Linked DNA regions of Homo sapiens: region 2 is linked to region 1. The links are chromatin loops, found by intact Hi-C in ENCODE. Cell type or tissue: heart right ventricle. All regions are shown on one strand.

Evidence for each region. Peaks named below come from ENCODE experiments on the same cell type or tissue, not always from the same donor. Only the 100,000 strongest peaks of a DNase experiment are listed, where the experiment ranks them.
Region 2: it touches region 1 in a loop (7-fold over the local background); 1 of 110 quality-filtered maps calls a loop at or near these places.

What each region holds. Positions count from the first base shown.
Region 1 is chr15:50,735,122-50,739,121 of GRCh38, reverse strand. It overlaps SPPL2A (signal peptide peptidase like 2A), which reads left to right. Exons shown (of 15, transcript NM_032802.4): 7 at 2,382-2,478; 8 at 2,920-3,021. Among named protein-coding and RNA genes, the nearest start is that of SPPL2A, 29 kb to the left of the region's middle. In heart right ventricle, no CTCF peak of the experiment used is centred here; no DNase peak of the experiment used is centred here.
Region 2 is chr15:50,785,664-50,789,663 of GRCh38, reverse strand. No RefSeq gene overlaps it. Among named protein-coding and RNA genes, the nearest start is that of SPPL2A, 22 kb to the right of the region's middle. In heart right ventricle, no CTCF peak of the experiment used is centred here; no DNase peak of the experiment used is centred here; H3K27ac peaks cover 1,133 bases.

The DNA.
Region 1 (4,000 bases):
AATTGCCATGGTCCCTAAGTTTTCCTCTCTGTAGATGAATGATATAGCTCAGTATCTAAGCAGTGGATTAAGGAGTTCTTGGTGGCTATATTTAGTTACATGAAATAGAAGATTATTCAAATTACTGATGTATTGCCTCTACTTACTCCCAAGTGTAGTTTATCTTTTGTCAATTTGCAAATCAAGATGTTTTATTGCTTGAATTTTATGTTACTTATATAAACAGTTAGGATCATATATCTGAAGACACACAGGTACTTCCCTGTGGTCTAGAAAGTAACTAGTTCTTTTTTTCCTTGAAGAAAGTGGGAGCAGGAACTATAATGGCTTGTCCATCTCCTGAACAGTCTTATTAATGGCTTAATAGAATGGAAATTTGCCATCCCTGGACAGTATACAGCACAAAGAGAAGGGAGACCAGGGTAAAAGGAGTGTACCTGATAAGAACTAGCAAAAAGCCCTTTTAAGAACCACCAAAGGCTACCATGCTTATGTGTATAGCATTAGCATAAATTTCTGGACTAGAAAACTAGGGCCTAGGATTTGTTTCATTCAGCTTTTTTTTTTTTTTTGGAAACAGAGTCTTGCTCTGTCGCCCAGGCTGGAGTGCAGTGGCGCAGTCTTGGCTCACTGCAACCTCCACCTCCCAGGTTCAAGTGAGTCTCCTGCCTCAGTCTCCTGAGTAGCTGGGATTACAGGTGTGCGCCACTGTGCCCGACTAATTTTTGTATTGTTAGTACAGACGGGATTTCACTATGTTGACCAGGCTGGTCTCGAACTCCTGACCTCAAGTGATCCACCTGCCTTGGCCTCCCAAAGTGCTAGGATTACAGGCGTGAGTTACCGCACCCAGCCTCATTCAGTTTTTGTTCAGTTTCTCTTGTCCTGTGACAGCAGTTTAAAAACTAGACCTATGATATCTTTTTTTTTGAGACAGTCTTGCTCTGCTCTGCTCTGTCACCCAGGCTGGAGTGCAGTGGCACAATCTGGGTTCACTGCAACCTCTGCCTCTCGCATTCAAGCGATTCTCCTGCCTCAGCCTCCCAAGTAGCTGGGACTACAGGCACATCCCACCATGCCCAGCTAATATTTGTACTTTTATTATTTGTATTTATTTATTTATTTGAGATGGAGCGATTCTCTTGCCTCAGCTTCCCAAGTAGTTGGGATTACAGGCATCTGGCACCACCCCCAGCTAATTTTTGTATTTTTAGTAGAAACAGGGTTTCACCATGTTGGCCAGGCTGATCTCAAAGTCTTGACCTCAGGAGATCCACCTGCCTCGGCCTCCTATAGTGTTGGGATTACAGGTGTGAGCCACTGTACCCAGCTTATGACATGTATTTTTTAATTAAAATTAAGTCATTCTGGCCAGATGCGGTGGCTCTCGCCTGTAATCCCAGCACTTTGGGAGGCCAAAGTAAGTGGATCACTTGAGGTCAGGGGTTCAAGAGCAGCCTGGCCAACATAGTGAAACCCTGTCTCTACTAAAAATACAAAAATTAGCTGGGCATGGTGGTGCGTGCCCGTAGTTCCAGCTCCTCAAGGGGCTGAGGCAGGAGAGTCGCTTAAGCCTGGGAGGCGGAGGTTGCGGTGAGCCAAGATTGCCCCATTGCACTCCAGCCTGGGTGACACAGTGAGACTCCATCTCAAAAAAAAAACTCATTTTGTTAATATCACTCATTTTAAACTGTTGTTGAGAGAGCGAGTACTAAAATGATATTTGTATTATGTTGGCATCAAACAGGTGATTTTATTAATTTAATACTCCTTCAGATTAATTTCTGTTATCAACTCTTAGTTTATAGTAGTCATTGATAGAAAAAAGAGAGCCCTCTACTTTACCTGAAAGCATATTTTAGTTTTTGGTAAGAGATTTCCTTAAATTCATCGCTATTTAAAAAGAAGACAGCTGGGTGCAGTGGCTCACTGCTGTAATCCCAGCACTTTTGGAGGCCAAGGCAGGCATATCACCTGAGGTCGGGACTTTGAGACCAGCCTGGCCAACATGACAAAACCCCGTCTACTAAAACTACAAAAATTGGCTGGGTATGGTGGCGCATGCCTGTAATCCCAGCTATTCAGGAGGCTAAGGCATGAGAATCACTTGAGCCCAGGAGGTAAAGATTGCAGTGAGAGCCGAGATTACACCACTGCATTCCAGCCTGGGCGACTGGGCGACAGAGTGAGACTCTCAGAAAAAAAAACAAAAAACCTCACGATCTAAATTTCAGCTTAGTAAGTAATTCAGGTCATCGTATAGTCACTTCATTGGAAGTATGATTCAATAAAGAAAGTAAAGAATTAATATTGCTTGTATAAATATTTTCTTATCACCTTTCCTTCTGTTCTCATGTAATTTAGTGTTTTGTTTTTTTCAGTTTATGTTATGATAGCAATTTTCTGCATAGCATCAGCAATGAGTCTGTACAACTGTCTTGCTGCACTAATTCATAAGATACCATATGGACAATGCACGTACGTATCTCTTACAGGAAATCTTATAATGTTGGTGTTTATAATTTGAAACAATACAAAAGTAGGAGTATTATTTGAAACCTATATAGTCCAATATACATTGGACCTACAGGTGTTTAAATTTAAATTTAAGTAAAATTAAATAAAATTAAAAATTGAGTTTTTCATTCTTATTAGCCACATTTCAAGTGCTCAATAGCCACATATGACTAGTAGCTACTATATTGGACAGCACAGATATAGTACATTATTCATCATCACAGAAAATTATATTGGACTGATAAACATTTTATTACGTCTCATTTGTTTTACTTAAAATCAAGACTTTCAAAATTGATATTTCAGTCACTTCTTATGACTGTGGTTAATATTTGCTACTTCTTATATCAAGTGAACATTGTACTTCATCTGCAGTGTTAACTATTTTAATCTGTTTTTTAGGATTGCATGTCGTGGCAAAAACATGGAAGTGAGACTTATTTTTCTCTCTGGACTGTGCATAGCAGTAGCTGTTGTTTGGGCTGTGTTTCGAAATGAAGACAGGTATGAATACTCAATGTATTTGCTTTTAGATTAAGGATGAATTGTTTCCTATCTTGCCCTGATACTTATTATGATTATTATGGAATTTTTTTGCTTCTATGCCAGAACACCAGTCTTGTAATGAACTACTTCTTAAATAAGCAGATCTTATGTTAATGCATTTGAACTCATATAGAGAAGGAAATATGAATTATGATTTTAACACATACACTGAAATAGACTTTAAAAATATACTTAATTTCACGCCTGTAATCCCAGCACTTTGGGAGGCCGAGGCAGGCGGATCACCTGAGGTCGGGAGTTTGAGACCAGCCTGACCAACATGGAGAAACCCCGTCTCTACTAAAAATACAAAAAATTAGCCAGGCGTGGTAGTGCATGCCTGTAATCCCAGCTACTCGGGAGGCTGAGGCAGGAGAATCGCTTGAACCCGGGAGGCGGAGGTTGCAGTGAGCGGAGGTTGCAGTGAGCCAAGATCGCGCCATTGCACTCCAGCCTGGGCAACAAGAGTGAAACTCTATCTCAAAAAAATATGTGTGTGTGTGTGTGTGTGTGTATGTATATATGTGTGTGTGTGTATATATGTATGTGTGTGTGTGTATATATACACACACTTAATTTTGGTATAGCCACACAGTTGAGTGCAGTGCAGCTCTAAACAATGAAGATCTCTATGAATTGATATGCAGGGAGTTCCAGGAGAGAGAGAAAGAGAGAGAGAGTGCAGAAACAATCAAAATGTCCATCAAACTTTGAATGGGTGAATACATTACGTTATATTTACACAATGGAATACTGTTCACCAATAAGTAAGCCATATACCACATGCAGAGGCGTGAATGAATCTCAAACGTAATGCCAAGTGAAAGTAGTCAGATACAAAAGAGAACATACTTGCCGGGCATGGTGGCTCATACCTGTAATCCCAGCACTTTTGGAGGCTTGAGGTGGGCAGATCACCTGTGGTCAGGAGTTCGAG
Region 2 (4,000 bases), 51 kb before region 1:
GGGAAACTGATTTGAGTAATAATAAAACTCTGGTCTCCTGCACAGCAGCCCTGCGTGAACTACTCTTTCTCTACTGCAATTCCCCTGACTTGATAAATGGGCTCTGTCTAGGCAGGGGGCAAAGTGAACCCCTTGGATGGTTATGTTAGCACTACAGATAAGGAAATGAGGCTTGTATGTCTTGGGTAACTTGGCGAATGTCAGAGTGTCAATTAGGATGGATTCAACTGCAAGAAATAAAAACTTATGAGGAATAGCTTATACCAGTGTTTCTCAAATTTTAATCTGTGTAAGAATCACGGCTGGGCGCGGTGGCTCACGCCTGTAATCCCAGCACTTTGGGAGGCCGAGGCGGGAGGATCACAAGGTCAGGAGATCGAGACCATCCTGGCTAACACGGTGAAACCCCGTCTCTATTAAAAGTACAAAAAATTAGCCGGGCATTGTGGTGGGCGCCTGTAGTCCCAGCTACTCGGGAGGCTGAGGCTGGAGAATGGCGTGAACCCAGGAGGCAGAGCTTGCAGTGAGCGGAGATCGCGCCACTGCACTCCAGCCTGGGTGACAGAGCAAGACTCTGTCCCCCAAAAAAAAGAATCCCTTGGGACTGGGCATGGTGGCTCACACCTGTAATCCCAGCACTTTGGGAGGCTGAGGCAGGTGGATTACTTGAGCCCAGTAGTTTGAGACCAGCCTGGGCAATGTGGCGAAACCCCATCTCTACAAAACATACAAAAATTAGCTGGGTGTGGTGTCCGGTGCCTGTAGTCCCAGCTTCTTGGGAGGCTGGGGTGGGAAGAACCACTTGAGCCCAGGAGGTCAAGGTTGCAGTGAGCTGTGATCACACCATTGCACTCCAGCCTGGGTGACAGAGTGAGACCTTGTCTTAAAAAAAAAAGAATCACTTGGGATCTTGTTAAACACAGATTATAATTCATTGTGGGGGTGGGGTGAGGTTCTGCATTTCTAATAAGCAATCAAGTGACGCCGTTACTGGTCTGCAGACCACACTTTGAATATCAAGTGCTTAAGCCACAAGAGCACTTACTGCTTACCTAACGGAGCGATTTGGAGGTAGGTGGTTCCAGGATTAATTCAACAACTCTATAATTTCCTTCAGAACACAGTCTCCTTCTCTATCTTTCTTTCTTTTCTTTTCTTTTTTTTGAGACAGAGTTTCACCCTTGTTGCCCAGGCTGGAGTGCAGTGGCGTGATCTTAGCTCACTGCAACCTCCGCCTCCTGGGTTCAAGCCATTCTCCTGCCTCGGCTTCCCAAGTAGCTGGGATTACAGGCATGCGCTACCTCACACGGCTAATTTTGTATTTTTAGTAGAGACAGGGTTTCTCCATGTTGGTCAGGCTGGTCTTGAACTCCCGACCTCAGGTGATCTGCCCACCTCGGCCTCCCAAATTGCTGGGATTACAGTCACCTGCTACCACACCTGGCTAATTTTTGTATTTTTAGTAGAGACAGGGTTTCACCATATTGGCCAGGCTGGTCTGGAACTCCTGACTTCAGGTGATCTGCCTGCCTCAGCCTCCCAAAGGCCTAGGACTACAGGCAGGAGCCACTGCACTCAGCCCTCTATCTTTCTGATATACCATCATAAGTAAACAGACTTTTTAATCTTAGGCTATTGGCCAGGCGCAGTGGCTCAAGCCAGTAACCCCAGCACTTTGGAAGGCTGAGGTGGGCGGATCACCTGAGGTCGGGAGTTCGACACCAGCCTGACCAACATGGTGAAACTCCACCTCTACTAACAATACAAAAATTAGCCAGGTGTAGTGGTGGGCACCTGTAATCCCAGCTACTCGGGAGGCTGAGGCAGGAGAATCGCTTGAACCCAGGAGGCGGAGGTTGCAGTGTGCTAAGATCGCATCATTGCATTCCAGCCTGGGTGACAGTGAGTCTCAAAAAAAAAAAAAAAAAAAAACTTAGGCTATTTTCTCATGGTCACAAGGTGGCTACCTCTGCTCCAAGCATCATATTTATAGCCCTAAACTATAAATATGATTTATTCCCTGAGACTGCACACATAGCCAAATGGAAAAAATCTAGTAAGAAAGATCTGTGAGTTGCCAGGTGAGGTGGCTCACGGCTTTAATCCCAGCACTTTGGGAGGCCAAGGCGGGCGGATCACGAGGTCAGGAGATTGAGACCATCCTGGCCAACATGGTGAAACCCCGTCTCTACTGAAAATACAAAAATTAGCTGGGTGTGGTGGCACGTGCCTGTAATCCCAACTACTCAGGAGGCTGAGGCAGGAGAATAGCTTAAACCAGGCAGTCAAAGGTTGCAGTGAGCTGAGATCACGCCACTGCACTCCAGCCTGGCGACACAGCAAGACTCCGTTTAAAAAAAAAAAAAAAAAAGACCTAGGAGTTGATGGAAATACAGGTAGAAGAAGTAAAGGGTGAAAAAGGCTGATAGGTAGGCATTAAACAGTGTCTGTCATAGCTAAGGAGTAATATAGCCGGGATTCAAATGAACCTCTGTTCAAAGCTATAACACCTCTCGTCTGTTGAATTGCCTATCACTGATGGGAGGTGGAAAAATCTCAGAAGGCAAGCCTGGAATGTGATTGTTCTATACACATTTAACTCTGATGACTCGTACCATGCCAGCCTGAAGAATGAGTGTGCTATAAAAAAGGGGAAGAATTTGTTTAGTACCTAGAGATGAAGAGCCAAATAAGCATTGTCTAATTACAAATGTTCTGCTCAGCAGAGAGCTATTCTGTTATAAGGCAGGGATTATTTTTCTGGATTAGATGTGCACATAAAAATATCCCTTAAAAAGATATCTTTTATCTTAACTCCATACTCACCAAGAAAATTTCTGATTCTTCATTTGACTTGCCAGGTAATTGGATACCAGAAAGGGATGGGTGTGTGGAGTTCTCTGATAAATCTACACAAGTGTTTGTTTCTCTGAAAGTGCAAAGTTCTCACTGGGAATAAATTCATGGATTAAGAGAAGAGCTCCGCGGCAACCCATTTCCAGATTGAAATTTATTGTGCAATAAAAGTGGAACCACAAGTCATTATGAAAGAAACAGATTGTGTAGGAGATGTTGGAAAACTGGTTCACCATATGGAAGAAAATAAAACAGAATCCACATCTAACATCACATATGGAACCTAGACCATTTAAAGACCTAAATGTGAATGGTAAAACTATAAAGTTCACAGATTAAAAATATAGACCAGTATATTTTAACTTAGAGGCAAAGAATAGATTTTTAAACAATATTTTAAAAGCCCAGTGAGAAATCAGTTTACATGGAGTAGTTGGTTTCTCAGGGAGCATGTAAGAAGAGGGTGTTCACTGAAGAAATGTATATGGTGCTGGGGAATAGGAAGCAACATGGGTGCCACCACTGAGAGAGAGAATAGGTTGGGCCAGGTGCACTGGCTCATGCCTATAATCCCAGCACTTTGGGAGGCCGGGATGGATGGATCACCTGAGGTCAGGAGTTTGAGACCAGCCTGGTCATCATGGTAAAACCCTGTCTCTACTAAAAGTACCAAAATTAGCCAAGCATGGTGGCAAATGCCTGTAATCTCAGCTACTCGAGAGGCTGAGGCAGGAGAATTGCTTGAACCCAGGAGGAGGTTGTGGTGAGCCGAGATCACATCACTGCACTCCAGCCTGGGCAACAGAGCGAGACTCTGTCTCAAATAAAAAAAAAAAAAAAGAATAGGTTGGATATAATGGATCAGGTGTACCCCATAGCAAGCACATAAAATCATACATATTTTGCATAATACATTCAAATAAAAAGATATCTATTAAATACATTAAATTGCCAATGGGAGTAGGGGAATGGAAACAGTATGGTGATAAAATGGAATGAATGGATGAATAGATAGGTACATAGATAGAATGGGGGGTCTTCATGGGACCAACAGTGATAACATGCCAGTTACTGAAGAATGCCATTTAATTCAACCCTCGGTACCTAAGATCTAAATACATAAAAAATACATAAATTAACACAT